Linked DNA regions of Homo sapiens: all the other regions are linked to region 3. Evidence: chromatin contacts called from ENCODE Hi-C or POLR2A ChIA-PET data. All regions are on one chromosome and are shown on one strand. Each heading gives the region's core, a stretch centred on a gene start or an enhancer-like site at or near the end of the contact. The rest is flanking DNA. Distances are from core to core; before and after follow the strand shown. Region 1 overlaps NFIA (nuclear factor I A). Region 2 overlaps NFIA (nuclear factor I A). Region 3 overlaps NFIA (nuclear factor I A).

Evidence for each region. A loop is a pair of places that touch in the nucleus more often than their neighbours do. ChIA-PET counts read pairs that join two places held with the same protein, here RNA polymerase II (POLR2A). Pooled maps may share reads with other maps.
Region 1: a map of HAP-1 shows a loop between it and region 3 (4-fold over the local background). The contact joins two enhancer-like sites. A Hi-C loop is called at or near these places in 10 of 168 maps with a recorded cell type or tissue (HAP-1, Right ventricle myocardium inferior, colonic mucosa and 6 more) and 3 of 50 pooled maps. POLR2A ChIA-PET finds 5 or more read pairs at or near these places in 1 of 52 experiments (activated T-cell).
Region 2: a loop to region 3 is called in a map of endothelial cell of umbilical vein, with 3 times the contacts of the local background. The contact joins two enhancer-like sites. A Hi-C loop is called at or near these places in 4 of 168 maps with a recorded cell type or tissue (cardiac septum, endothelial cell of umbilical vein, prostate gland and 1 more), 1 of 37 single-sample maps with no recorded cell type and 3 of 50 pooled maps. POLR2A ChIA-PET finds 5 or more read pairs at or near these places in 1 of 52 experiments (T-cell).

The regions. Positions count from the first base shown.
Region 1 is chr1:61,377,282-61,379,981 of GRCh38, forward strand. The region is part of intron 6 of NFIA (nuclear factor I A); the gene reads left to right. Among named protein-coding and RNA genes, the nearest start is that of NFIA-AS1, 130 kb to the left of the region's middle. Within about 2 kb of position 1,396, at least 3 of the 41 ENCODE cell types and tissues checked have a DNase peak (open chromatin) inside an H3K27ac peak, as active enhancers do.
Region 2 is chr1:61,402,741-61,405,440 of GRCh38, forward strand. NFIA (nuclear factor I A) reads left to right here. Exons shown (of 11, transcript NM_001134673.4): 8 at 1,364-1,542. Among named protein-coding and RNA genes, the nearest start is that of NFIA-AS1, 150 kb to the left of the region's middle. Within about 2 kb of position 1,416, at least 7 of the 41 ENCODE cell types and tissues checked have a DNase peak (open chromatin) inside an H3K27ac peak, as active enhancers do; they include endothelial cell of umbilical vein, where a contact is called at or near this core.
Region 3 is chr1:61,435,555-61,438,254 of GRCh38, forward strand. All of the region lies in intron 10 of NFIA (nuclear factor I A), which reads left to right. Among named protein-coding and RNA genes, the nearest start is that of NFIA-AS1, 180 kb to the left of the region's middle. RefSeq lists an enhancer at 1,037-1,538. Within about 2 kb of position 1,440, at least 4 of the 41 ENCODE cell types and tissues checked have a DNase peak (open chromatin) inside an H3K27ac peak, as active enhancers do; they include endothelial cell of umbilical vein, where a contact is called at or near this core.

The sequences.
Region 1 (2,700 bases), core at 146-2,645, 58 kb before region 3:
ACATAGTGGGCACTTCATAATTTGTAGCTTTTATTATTTTCAGCCTGGTTTTTGGACGTGATCGACATGCAGAGATTTAATCTCTGTAGCTGCCTCCTGCCTCTCTTGAGGCCACTTGATGGATGAAGGCTTCCAGTTGCCTTTAAGCCTTTAAGTTTGGTGTAATCGTTGTTCTGGTAATAACAGTTATAAAAATAGGTTGTTGGGAATTAGATGATGACAATGAACAGGACACTATCCAAGTCATGAACAATTAAACTTGTAACATTTTGGGGTCCTCTCTAACCTGCTTATTGTATTGGATTTAAAAACTAAAGTGCTGAGGTTGCTTGCTTTCAGAGTTTCTCTCCGTTTGTGACTATAAATGAACATTATTGAAACTAAACTTTCTATTCTTGACTTTGTCACTTTGAAGAAAAGAACATACACCAGTTATATCTTCTCTGACAACTTGAATTACATCTCCCAAACTCCTGCGACAGACAAGATAAGGTCCTGCTGTCCCGAGCAGCACTTACCAGGGATACTTTTAACAGGAGAATGAATTTTTGGATAGGTGCTCTAACAAAGTAAGCACTAACACTGAGAAGTTACAGTTCCTTTTGAAAAATCCAGCATGTTGTTCGGTTGTCACTGGAATAATTATAGTTTATGGTGATCCTTCCCTTCTCTTCCATTCCCATTAATGTTGTAGCTCCTTTGACTCCTAAAAATCTCCCCTTTAAGAAGATACCTAAGGAAGAAAAAACAGCTTTGTACTTCCTAATGATTCCTGCAGTGTTTCCTTTACTATTGTCACTATGGAGTTCTTGGTCAAAGTGTCTGAAAAATATCATAACTTGGGAGTAGGGGAGAGGTGAAATTAATTATGATTGGTTTTCTTCTTTTTATTTTATGTGATATCAAATTGCAGTGAAAAATTCCCTAAAACAAATTTTAACTTCTTAGGGGAGACCCCAAGAATTTGAGTTTTTTTCCCACGTCACTCAATCTAATTTTGTTATTGATGTTTCTCGAAAGAATCAGGAGAAGTAGAAATTTTCAAAAGTATTTATGTCCCTCGAAAATTACCACTTTTTAGTTCCCTTTCTAAGAATACGTCTTACCGTTTTCTCTAGGTGACTAGGCTAGTGAAAGACTATACAACCTAGGGTGGATTAGGTAAAAATAAGGGAAACTTTCAGAATTATAGAGAGTAATTATTGTACAGTAAACATCTTTAATACACACATGTCTAGCATTGCAGTCGTCTTATATTTGAATATCATGTTTGTTTTCTGTACTGCAGAACAAATTTTCACAGAGTTAGCAACTTGAAGCAACACACAGTTATTAATATTATCTCACAGTTTCCATGGGTCTGGAGCCTGGCCACGGCTGAACTAGATCTTCTGCTTAGGTCATACAAGGCTGCAATGAGAATTTTGTTCAGACTCCATTTCTTTCTGGAGCTCAAGGGCCTGTTGCTGACTCTCGTGATTGTTGGCAGAATTCAGTTGCTTGTGGATGTGGGACTAAGGTCCCTGCTTTCTGAAAGCTGTCAGCAAGGGGCCCCACTCAGCTCCCAGAGGCCCCTGCAGTTCCTTACCATGTGGCTGTCACAGGCCCTTTCACAATATGGCAGCTGACTTCTTCAAAGCCTGAAGAAGAATCTCTCTGACTTCTAATTCCTTTTATACAAGGCTCCCCTGATTAGGTCAGGCCCTCCAGGGATAATATATTTTTCCTTAACTCAAACTCACCTGATTGGGGACCTTAATTATATCTGTAGAAGTCTTTTGCAATATAACATAACCTAATCAATATAATCACCTTTGCGGTATAATATAACCTATTCACAAGAATGACATTTATCATATTCACAAGTATCTCACACATGCAAGAGGAGAGGATTATATAAGGCATCATTATACAAGGCTGGAAACTAGGAAGCCATCTTAGAATTCTGAGTACCACAATTTTTTTTTCAAGATAAGGTCTCTCTCTGTTGCCCAGGCTGGAGTGCAGTGGTATGATGATAGCTTATAAACTCCTGGGTTCATGTGATCCTCCTGCCTCAGCCTTCTGAGTAGCTGGGACTGTAGGCATATACCACCACACTCAGCTAACTTTTTCTTTTTCTTTTTTTTTTTTTTTTTTTTTTTTGAGATGGAATCTTGCTCTGTCAGTAGGCTGGAGTGCAGTAGCATGATCTGGGCTGACTGCAACCTCCGCCTCCCAGGTTCAAGCAATCCTCCTGCCTCCACGTCCTGAGTAGCTGGGACTACAGGCACATGTCACCATGCCCAGCTAAGTTTTGTATTTTTAGTAGAGATGCGGTTTCACCATGTTGGCCAGGATGGTCTCGATCTCTTGACCTTGTGATCTGCCCACCTCAGCCTCCCAAAGTGCTGGGATTACAGGCATGAGCCACCGTGCCTGGCCTCAGCTAACTTTTAAAAATTAATTTTTTGTAGAGATAAGGTCTCACTATATTGTCCAGGCTGCTCTCGAACTCCTGGCCTGAAGCAATCCTCCTGTCTCAGCCTCCCACAGTGCTGAGATTATAGACATGAGCCACCAGCCCAGCCTGACTACCACAAATACCAATGATGAATTTGAAGGAATCTTTGTGAATAGTGCATTTGACCTGTATTTTCAAGGTTTTCTTGTTGAACTTTGCACTTATAAGTGCCTCCAGAGATGAAAGCCACTACATGA
Region 2 (2,700 bases), core at 166-2,665, 33 kb before region 3:
ATTAAAGGGTTGCACCAGACCACCTGCAAGACATGGATTGGAAAGTTGCTTCCCCTCCAATCGCCCATTTCCAGTCTTTTTGAAAACTACAGATGTCACTCTGAACCCCATAGCATGAGCCATTTCAGTCATTAGTCAGAAAGTGCCCCAATCATGAGGAGATCCCGGTAGGGAACAAAGAACCTATGCCCAGCAACTAATACAGATGCATTCTTTTTCACAGCCTTTAGCCATGCAAGTGGGATAGTGGTAGAAGTGATGGCCTGTCTTACTGAGTTTCTCTTCAGTATTATGAGTCATTCTTGGTATTGGAAAGGTCTTATTTTCCAAAATGTGGACATTCCTGTGATTTTCAGTTTAAAGATTTAAACCGAAGAAAGGAAAGATAAATACTTTCATCTCCTCTAATTTGGGAGAGGTTTCTCTGGCTCTCATTGAGAAGCAAGAGCTGCTGCTATCTTGGCTTGACTTGGTTTGAATATCTGCAACCTTCCCATGCACTGCTCTTATCCTCCAGCCAGTTTTATCAATCATCCTTCTAATTCAAGGGCAAAAGTTCTCTTAGAGAAGTTATTAGGCACCTCACATAAGTTTTTTTAATCTAATGTAATCTTCTTGTTCACATGAAATTTACCAGGGTTCAAATGTAAGGGAGCAGTAGTTGTCTGAGTCTTTTATCAGTTTTTATGGGCACAGGGCCAACATTTTAGCAGGGGTCACTGCCTGCTTACCCTGTGGGTTCCCCTGCTGTAACATATGTGCATTTCTGAGTTTGTCTTTGAAATGGCATCTGAAGGCGACATAAACCATCCGTGTAAAGTGAGGCACCCAAATTGCATGGGCTCATTAAGTGATCATTTACTACATACTTCAAAAAATTTTCATCCTGAATTAGTCCCTAGAAATTTCCTTGAAAGGGGTATAAGAGGTTTAACAATGAATTATTGTCTATGGATAGCTCAGCGTGAAAGGGGATCCATATGTGCAAACTAGAATTTGTCATATGTAATGTCAGTTAAGTCAGGTCTAATCTACCAAATACATTTTTTATTGCTTGCTTCATTAAAAAGGCTCTTAAGGTAATGAATAATCTTCAGCCTCACCAAGGATTATTAATGCCTTTATAACTCATGTCCACTGAAAATAGAAAGACAGCTTGAAACTCTACCCTAATCTAACCTCCGTGTTTGTCTTAGAGCCTTAAGGAAGAAAATCTGTCAGACCTATCCAGTGTTAAATTCAGTCACATGAGCAATATTGTGAATCGGGCCAGGAAGAGAAATAAAGGAGGAAGTTGAATCGGGTTCAGCTATGACAAAGCAGGTCTTTCTTTTCATAACCCTGATGTTTTCTTTTCCTGCAGCAAGTCCGCATGCAACACCATCGACTCTTCATTTCCCGACATCACCCATTATCCAGCAGCCTGGGCCTTACTTCTCACACCCAGCCATCCGCTATCACCCTCAGGAGACGCTGAAAGAATTTGTCCAACTTGTCTGCCCTGATGCTGGTCAGCAGGCTGGACAGGTGGGGTTCCTCAATGTAAGGAAACCTCTTTTTTTCCATTTCTTTAGAAATGTTAGCCGAATATAAAAATAACAAGGGGAGACCTTATGATCATGTGACGTTGTGCTCTAATGTTGTGCTGACTGACTGCAGGCAAATGTCATATTTATTCTAGATTGTGGGAAAGTTAACTTGGTCTAAGAGTGATTAGTCAGGGTTTAAAAACAGTGTTTGTGTTAAGTTTGCAACTGTCAAGTTTATGGATATAAATCAGCTCAAGGGTGAACTATATAACCTTCTAAGTTCTGTGGGCTGATCATTCCACCTCGTGCATTCTAACCCCAGGGCTCATACAGTTAACAAAATAGAAAGACCAAGTAGTTTTAAATAATGATTTGGGGTGGTAGAGAAAGGTAGGGAGATGAAGGGGACAGATGTTTCAGATCAACTAAGTTGATATTTTTGAAAAATACAGTCTTGTAACACTTTAGATCAAGTTGACCAGTACTTGAACTCAAGATGCTGAAAGTACAGTTTATTATGGTTTGTTATTTCTGCAAGTCATTATCTTTCCCACTTATCTTGGTATAAAGCTAAACAGTGTTCAATAGCTTCACATGAATGTTTTTATTTTTCCTCAAATAAACCAAATAATCACAATTTGAAATGGCATTCCAAATGTAAAAGTGATTTTTAAAAATCAGAAATTTTATTTCAAATATAGGATTAGATGTTTACAGTGGAAAGCTGTATCTCAAGGCCAATAATAATAAACAACGACCAGCATAAAGCCAAATTTGATTTTCCTTTTCTACTAATAACTGTGCATGAAGTCACAGACTAGCCATAATTATTACTGGCCAATTTAGGATAGTATGTCACACCATCCTGTCACCGATTTTTTTCACTTGCAGAAATACCTGATTCTGCATATCTGCGCCAGAACAGGCAGCTTTGACTAATGTCTGGTGATGTGTTAGCAGATACATTTCTGTCTAGACAACAAATCAATATGGTGCCTCTTTTCTTTTTGCTTGTACATTCATTTGCTTGGCTTATTCTAAAGCATTCACTTATGGACTCTCAGCCCACTCAGAAATAACGCAAAGGCAAGGTTGCTGGCAAGAAAGCACAGCATTCTGATCGTCAGACGAGGTAGTCTTTGAGGAGCAATACTAAATATATAAGTACTAA
Region 3 (2,700 bases), core at 190-2,689:
TACCTTATTTTTCCTCTAATATCAGGGAAAAGGCCCTGCTATTCCTCCTGTGCACCCTGCTAGCAAATTTCTTTGTAGGTCTCATTGGCTAAATCTGGGTCACATTTTAATCTCTAGCTGCAAAGGATGCTGAGAAAACCAGCAGAAGATTATCTTGATTGGCTCAAATCATGACCGTCACCTAGGACCAGTCACATTTGCCTCTCTAAGCAAAATTGTCCCAAGGAAGAAGGCGCAATAGGTAGTGGATAGACTGTTAATAGGATCTGCCATATTCTTTTTTCCTATTCCCTGATAGGTTTCATGCACTTTTCAACTCCAGTAGTTGCACTTGACCCTCTTGTCTCTGAATGCTTGGCTTATTATTCTGCCTTTCCTCCACACACTCCCTATGTGTTTAGGAGATGTAGATGCTATGTGCGTGACTGTGCAGAGGTCATTTCTTTTCAGCCTCTGTTTGAGGTCCAGGATTTGGGCAGAAGTCCTGGCGTTTTGTGCAGACCTGCTCCCATGGGGCTGGGTCACCGTGTGCTGGTTAAACATGGACTCTGAAAAGGCTGAGTTGGAGGATATGTGCCTTTGTGGTTGCAGGGGAGCTCTGTGAAACAGTGCCCCCTGGGTGCCCTCCAGAGTGCTTACCAAACAGGCAGCAATAGGTTCTGGGTTTCTCTTTTATGACTTGGAACCAGATGCTTCCTTTGCAAAGGAAAAGAGCCTGGTTTTGCAGAGCTTGAGTCAACACAAGTTCAGAGAACAGGAAAATGAGTTGACTGGCCCTGCTGCATGAACTTTGAGGAGAGAACTCAATACAGGTGGTGTTCTCGCTGTCCACAAAGTCCTTGCTTGTGAAAATCCTATGCCCAAGAAATTGGCCTTACCGAATATTTCTACACTCTAAATAATGACTGTTCACATGAGGAAAGGATTCAGCATTAGGAATCCTTTTGGACCTAGGCTTTCCCAGGGCTTCTAATGAGTCTAAGGCCTTGAAAGTTCCACTGACACACACAGTTTCAAGCCCAGAGCTTGCTGTCTAATGTGAGATCCATCGAAGATCTCACGTGAGGTCTCAGTGATTCTTCCTGCCACTTTTCTCACACCCACCTGCTTACCTTCCTGTTTGTTTATTGAGGACTTAGGCACATTCTTTGATCTGTGCCCTGTCTTTTTGGGATATAGCCTTTCTATTGAGTCTGTTCATTGAGTTACATTCCACAGCACACACCTCCCCCAAAATATTTGCATGAGAATTTTTCTTAAGGTCTCACATTGCTTCCTTTACAGCAGAGATGAAATAACTTAGCACTTCTAATTGGCTTTTCACTTTCCAAACGCTTTACACATTTAACTAATGAGTCACATGAGCTTGTGATAAGCCGGATCCCTTGTCTTGGAGCAGGGACACTGGGTTAGGACAGGCTGTTCTGGCCCTGTGTTTCTCACCCTCAACACCCTCCTTCCTCAGAGTCTGAATGTGTTGAGATAATGGGGATGCCACCAGGCACAGTTGTTCTCAGCACAGGGCAACCTCGGACCCTCACAGTGCTGCCTTAATAATGTGGGAAGCACCCTTTGCTGCCCTCCAGGGCTGGACTATGCTGCATATCTCCTGTTGCCTTGACTAGTGAAGGGAAGCATAAGGCCAGCCCTCATGACATACAGCTTCTGCCCCTCTCAAGCGCAGTCTTCCTTCCATTGGTCCCTGGCAGTGTGTCTGTGCATATATGGGGAAGGAGTGGTACTAGGGGGATAGAAGAATAACATAGTAGGTCTAATAAGGGAACTGACCATAGGAGGGACCTATGGTCTTGGTACACAGAGAAACCCTGGACTAGGAGTTTTTCTACATCTTGGTACACAGAGAAACCCTGGACTAGGAGTCAAAATACCTGGATTCCTAGCTCATCTCTCCCACCCGCCAGCTGCATGATTGATCTTAGAGAGGAGAAAGAAGCCAGAATTTATTGAGCACCTACTATGTTCCTGGCACCATACTAAGCTGGAAGGGAGGCTAAAGATGTACATTATTCAATCCCTGCCGTACATAGCTCACAGAAAGAAAAGTAAATAAACTAAGATGTGATCGATGAAGTAATTGAAATAGGTATAATCCATACAGAAGAGTCAGTAACTAACTCTGGGGAGAAGCATGGAGCTCATGGAAGATATGCCAGAGGAGAAGACACATGAGTGGTTTTGAAGGAGACAGATATACTTGGTGGGGAGAACATTCCAGACCAGGCAGGAGGAACAGTGCATGCAAAGGAACAGCAGTGTGTGTCTGAAGAACCCTATTCTGTTTGGTGTATCTGTCAGTTTACAGTAGACGGCAGAAACATTAGATCAGAGTCTAGTCGTGAATAAATACATACCTTTTTCCAAGGGTAGTAAAGCACTTGGACTTTATTCTGTGGGAGATGGGAAGCAGGTGATGGGCACAGTGGGATCTCTATATGTGAAGAAACCTCTGCCTTGCTTGGTTCAATCCTCCTGAGATACAGGATTTTATAGGCAATAGTAGCATTGAGACCTGTGGTCATGAGGTACCTTCCTCTTCTGGGCAGCATAATGTAGTGGAAAAAATAGAAGCTTTGGAGGGAGACAGACCTGAGTTTGATCTCAGTATGTGACCTTGGAATAATTTTTAGCCTTTCTGACCCTCAGATGTCACATCTATAAAATTATAAATGAATGCCTGCA